Regions from separate parts of the Mus musculus genome. Here region 1 is linked to region 2. Evidence: chromatin loops called from intact Hi-C (ENCODE). Cell type or tissue: heart. All regions are shown on one strand.

Region 1 (2,500 bases), 560 kb before region 2:
AAATTGGAAATTAAGCCTTTGGTTTTATCTTTCACATCATCTGATTGTATTTACAACCAGCATCACAAAAAAAAAAAAAAAAATCACAGGATATCATGAAACAAGACTGTGTATTTTGACACTCCTACACACTCAAACATCAATGGGTTACACACACCCAAGTCCTTGGCAAAGTAGCTTGGGAGAAACTTCCTCTTCTGTTAAAAAAAAAAATACCCACCATGAAAAAGAACATGATATACTCAAAAGGAAGAGCAGCCGTAACAGTTTTTACTGAGGGTTATCCAAGCACTTGTTAGTTTACAATCCCTCCAGCAATAATACCCAAGCTTGAAATTTTAAGCCGAAAGAAGCTAGGAAAAGTATGACAAATAAGCTCTAAGATTCTGACTCAACTTGGAGAATTACAAGGACATGCATGTTTAAATCTGACAAGATCACGTGCTTTGATAATATAGAGAAATCCCAGACTCACTACCTAACTCAACAGGATAAAGAAACAGAAACCTTTCGTTCGGTTTCTCAGCACTGCGGCTAAGCTGCGGCCGACACACGAGCCACCAACAAAGCCGCCCCCGCCCAGAGTCCGCGCGTCTAATATCTGTACCCTGCGCTGGGACGCGAGCTTTCCCCACCGAAGGCGCAATGTCCTAATGAATGAAGGGGTCTGCGTGCAACTGGAAGGAGGATTGCCGCCCCTAATGGGAAGATCACAAGTGGGCCACGACGGAGGAGATCGGCCACCTCCAGGTCCCCAGGTGAAGCCGGGAGCCCAGTTTGGGCATGGCTGTTCATCCGCAGACCACAAGGTCACGCGCCGCCCTGTAGACCCCGAGATCGGAGTCTTGGCCAGCAGCTCCCACTCGCGGACCCCCAAAGACCTCGAGCACCCCAGGCCCAGGCGCCTCGACAGGCCCCGAACCCGCAAGCCAGCGAGGGTTGGAGGCCGAGGCGCGGGCCGCCCACGTGGCCGCCCATAGCGGCCCTTGCCTCTCCGGCTGCCCTGCCCCACCCGGGCCTCGCTGTACCTTGGCGGCCGCCATGGGGGCGCGGCGACGGTGGCTCGACTAGCTCAGGCGTCGCTGGCTCGGCGGCCTCTGGGCGGCTAGTCGCAGCTCCTTTCCTCCGCGTCTGGCGCCGGCGCTCCCGCCCGTCCGCTCTTCCCTCCGCCCCCCGACCCGAACCCTGACCCCTGACCCCAGCGGCGGGAAACGCGCAGTGATTCAAAACCAGTGTAGCTTTATTGGCTCCGACAGCGGACATTCATTGTCCGGCCCGCCCCGCGCTTCCCGCCAAAACGCCCGCGGCGCATGCCCGGCCGCGCCTCAGCCCGGGGAGCGCGCTCTCCCGGCGACCCACGCGCGCACTTCCGCCTGCAGGCTGAGTGCCTCCGACGCTGGCGTGAGCGGCTGCTGGAAGGATCAGTCGGGACTCGGCGCGCGGCGGTGACGTCATCGGAACCAAGCCCTTAGAGAGAGGAGACGCAGCTAGTGTGCGCTGGCCAGCCGAAGGCAGGCGCAGCGTGTGGCCCTTGGGGACAGTGCATCCGCAAACCTCAGTCCCAGCTCTGAGCACCCGAGTTTTGAGTCCCTGTGTGGAGCTGCGGTCTACCTTCACGGCGGCGTACCTCGTATCTGCGCCCTTGTTGGGTGGGAGGCCGAGCCGGTGGTCCTCGTGAGCACCCTGGTCCGGGCAACAGACGAGCCAGGAGATGAGTGAGCCGGCCGCGGAAGTAAAGCAAAGGGAGACGTGCAGGAGATGTGGACGGGGTGGGCGGAGGTGGGTTGGGGCAGCAGTCATTACTGTCGGATCAAAGATAGGATGGGGGAGAATTGGGTCTCGAGAGTAAAAGAACGGGTTTCTCCAGGGCTTCGTGGAGTGTGCACTAATGGAGATCTGTCAGCGGTTTGGGGGAGCGAGTCATACCAATTAGAGCCTTCAGCCAGGCCCGTCTGTTCCCACGTAGGTTCCGGAGCCCATGGAGGACTGCGGCCAGGATGCCAGTGCTGTACCCAGCTCTGCGGCCCCACTATGTCAAAAAGAGGAAGCAGGGCCTGGGCCAGCTGCAGGGCCTGGAACGCAGCCTGGGCTCTACAGCTACATAAGGGATGACTTGTTCACATCAGAAATCTTTAAACTGGAGCTCCAAAATGTACCTCGCCACGCCAGCTTCAGTGACGTCCGGCGTTTTCTAGGCCGTTTTGGTCTACAGTCCCACAAAATCAAACTCTTTGGACAGCCACCATGTGCCTTTGTAACATTCCGAAGCGCTGCTGAACGAGACAAGGCCTTGCGAGTGCTGCACGGTGCTCTCTGGAAAGGCTGTCCGCTCAGCGTACGCCTGGCCCGACCCAAGGCTGACCCCATGGCTAGGAAGAGGCGGCAAGAAGGTGATAGTGAGCCATCAGTAACACAAATTGCCGATGTGGTGACCCCTCTGTGGACAGTGCCCTACACTGAGCAGCTGGAGCAGAAGCGACTGGAATGTGAGCGGGTGCTA
Region 2 (2,500 bases):
GTCTTGCTAGATGTAGTTCAAACCTACCTTAAATTGGTGGTTCCTTGGCAAATGTTGATTCCGCCACCATAACTTTAAGCCTAATAAAACTGATACTTCAAAAACACCCTTCTCCTACTTCAGAACTGGACAAATGCTAAGTATTAAGAACCTGCCACTGAGTAGAGTGGCCTAATTATTCTCCAATTCATTAGTTCATACCTGCTCTTTATGTTCAAGATATGCAGTTTCAAGTTCTTGCCACCCAGAAACCGGAACCAGCGTATACTGGACGTGGTCACACTGAAACAGGGCCTGGAGAGAGAGCATGTGGTCAGAAACCCTCATTAAAGATAACTTACCTGCAATCACCAGAAGCAGACTAGTTGAGTTGAGACAAAGATCTATGTGATATGCTGTTTGGTAAAAGGTCAATAGGAGAAGCTACGTGGCAAGGCTGTGAGCAAGAATTCAATCTGAATCTGTACAGTGTGCCAAAGTAAAACATTAAGAGAAAAAAAATACCCTAATTTTAATTACAGGGGTTCTGAAAAATTCCTAACCCCAGCACATTGTAAAAACCACACTATGAGCCGGGTGTGGTGGCGCACGCACGCCTTTAATCCCAGCACTCGGAAGGCAGAGGGAGATGGATTTGAGTTCGAGGCCAGCCTGGTCTATAAAGTGAGTTCCAGGACAGCCAGGGCTACACAGAGAAACCCTGTCTTGAAAAAACAAAAACAAAAAAACAAACCACACTATGGTCAGAGCCCAAACTAACAATCTTCTCTAATAGACTCGGGGCTCCTGTATTTCCTGCACTCCCTATTATACCACTCCCCACTGTCACATCTCCTCTCTCAAATTCCATCTTTGAGAGGTCATTTACAAATTCAAAGATTTCAGAAGTGAAACCATTTTCACTTGGGTTACTGTATAAAACACTACGTACTTGTCTCACTGTTTGCACTATACTTCTCTCTAGCTCCAGTATAGGTCAGAGAGGATATTTTGGGTTCCTCACCTCCTGCCTGCTCCTTCTGGTCCCTCCCCTTCTGTGACCTACCCCCTGCTGGGGCCAACCCTGATCTGTCACCTCTCCCTCCTGTCCTACCTTCCTAAGGTATTCAAAGCTCACCTGGAGGATCTTGCAAGCACACAAGGCATCCACGTCCGAGGCCACAAAGAGAAGGACCCTCTGTAGAAGCAAACGTGGACAGATGAGTTGAACACAGGGACGCTAAACTCTGTGGCAACTCTCTGACCTCCCGGCCCATCCACGGACACTCGCCCTCTTCTCCCCAGCCCCCAGATAAGGTTTGGATCAGGATCGTGGAATGGGAGTCACCTGGTTGTGGACCGTCTCGTAGAACTCCTTGCGGAAATCGGTCACGAACATAGCCACAGCGGCGGATACCTAGAACTGGCGCTGAGACACGGACAGCCCCGGAGGTCGTCAAGACTCCCGCCAAATCACAGCTCTTCTGATTGGTCCACGCCAGCAGCCAATAATTCTTAGCCTTTCCTCCTTTCTGATTGGTTCCTACTGGGGACAGCCAATAATGCTCTGCTATTCGCAGCTGGATAAGACCCGCCCGTCCCTCAAAAAATGAAACATCTTTCCTCAGGCTGCGAACCTTGTTGCCGGTGTTGACGCTAACGTCCAGTCACCCAAAACCACCTATGTTTGGCAGACATCTTTACTTCGGGAAGGAAGGTCTATTATCTGACCCTGGCATACTTAGAAAACAATATACTCTTAGACATAAAGTAAATTCAGTCACACATTATTTGAATGTGTTTCCAATAAGTTTCCAATACACGGTTCGTCGAATTAGAGTGAGCTATAGATTACTTCCGCCCGAATCCATGATGGCCGGGATCAACGCCGGAAACTCTAGCTGCATTCTGGGTATTGTAGTCCGTAAGGAGAACGGCTCCTATCAAGTTGTTTGGAAGAGAGTACTATCTAAACATTATAAACAGTCGCTATCCTGTGAAATCAATTATCAAGTGTTTTAATGTTTACTTTAAGTAATATTCAAACCTCAGGCCTTCCCATGACTTTCTGTTTTTCCGCCGCTGACTTCAGGCCTCCGTACCCCATCCCCTGCGGTGTTCCGTCACTTCCGGCGAGCCTCTCGCGGTTTCTGGGTTTCAGAGCAGTGGCCTGGACTGCAAAGAGGGAGCTGTGGGTTTTTATTGTAAGGTTCAGGAAAAGAAGCGGCATCACCAAACGCTGTCAGTCATGGTGAGTTGACCGGGGATCGCGAACCGGATGATGCCAGAGTTGCCCCTGGAGCTGGCAGGGAGGGCCTGGACCTGGTGGCGGAGGTGCCGAGTCACCCGGGCCTGCGTCGGGCCCCGACACTGTCCCGAGAGCTTCTGTCCCAAGTGGGACCCATAATTACGAGCCACCTCTTTTCTTCTTAGCTTGTCCGAGTCATGACTCGAATGCCTTTCGGCGGGACAGCAGCCCCGAGAGTAAAAAGGAACCTGCTACTTTATGTCGATAGTTCTC

Evidence for each region. A loop is a pair of places that touch in the nucleus more often than their neighbours do. Peaks named below come from ENCODE experiments on the same cell type or tissue, not always from the same donor. Only the 100,000 strongest peaks of a DNase experiment are listed, where the experiment ranks them.
Region 1: a loop joins it to region 2, with 2.9 times the contacts of the local background. A loop is called at or near these places in 2 of 42 quality-filtered maps.

Annotation. Positions count from the first base shown.
Region 1 is chr16:18,247,520-18,250,019 of GRCm38, forward strand. It overlaps Ranbp1 (RAN binding protein 1), which reads right to left and starts at 1,175. Exons shown (of 6, transcript NM_011239.2): 1 at 1,029-1,175. The coding sequence starts at 1,043. It overlaps Trmt2a (TRM2 tRNA methyltransferase 2A), which reads left to right and starts at 1,364. Exons shown (of 12, transcript NM_001080999.2): 1 at 1,364-1,732; 2 at 1,967-2,500. The coding sequence starts at 1,712. In heart, a CTCF peak has its summit at 1,496; DNase peaks (open chromatin) are centred at 1,372, 2,012 and 2,402; H3K4me3 peaks cover 2,500 bases; H3K27ac peaks cover 2,368 bases.
Region 2 is chr16:18,810,188-18,812,687 of GRCm38, forward strand. It overlaps Cdc45 (cell division cycle 45), which reads right to left and starts at 1,785. Exons shown (of 19, transcript NM_001358206.1): 1 at 1,328-1,785; 2 at 1,118-1,177; 3 at 202-294. The coding sequence starts at 1,378. Ufd1 (ubiquitin recognition factor in ER-associated degradation 1) reads left to right here and starts at 2,107. Exons shown (of 12, transcript NM_011672.4): 1 at 2,107-2,230. The coding sequence starts at 2,228. In heart, CTCF peaks have their summits at 1,439 and 2,301; DNase peaks (open chromatin) are centred at 1,544 and 2,114; H3K4me3 peaks cover 2,049 bases; H3K27ac peaks cover 1,661 bases.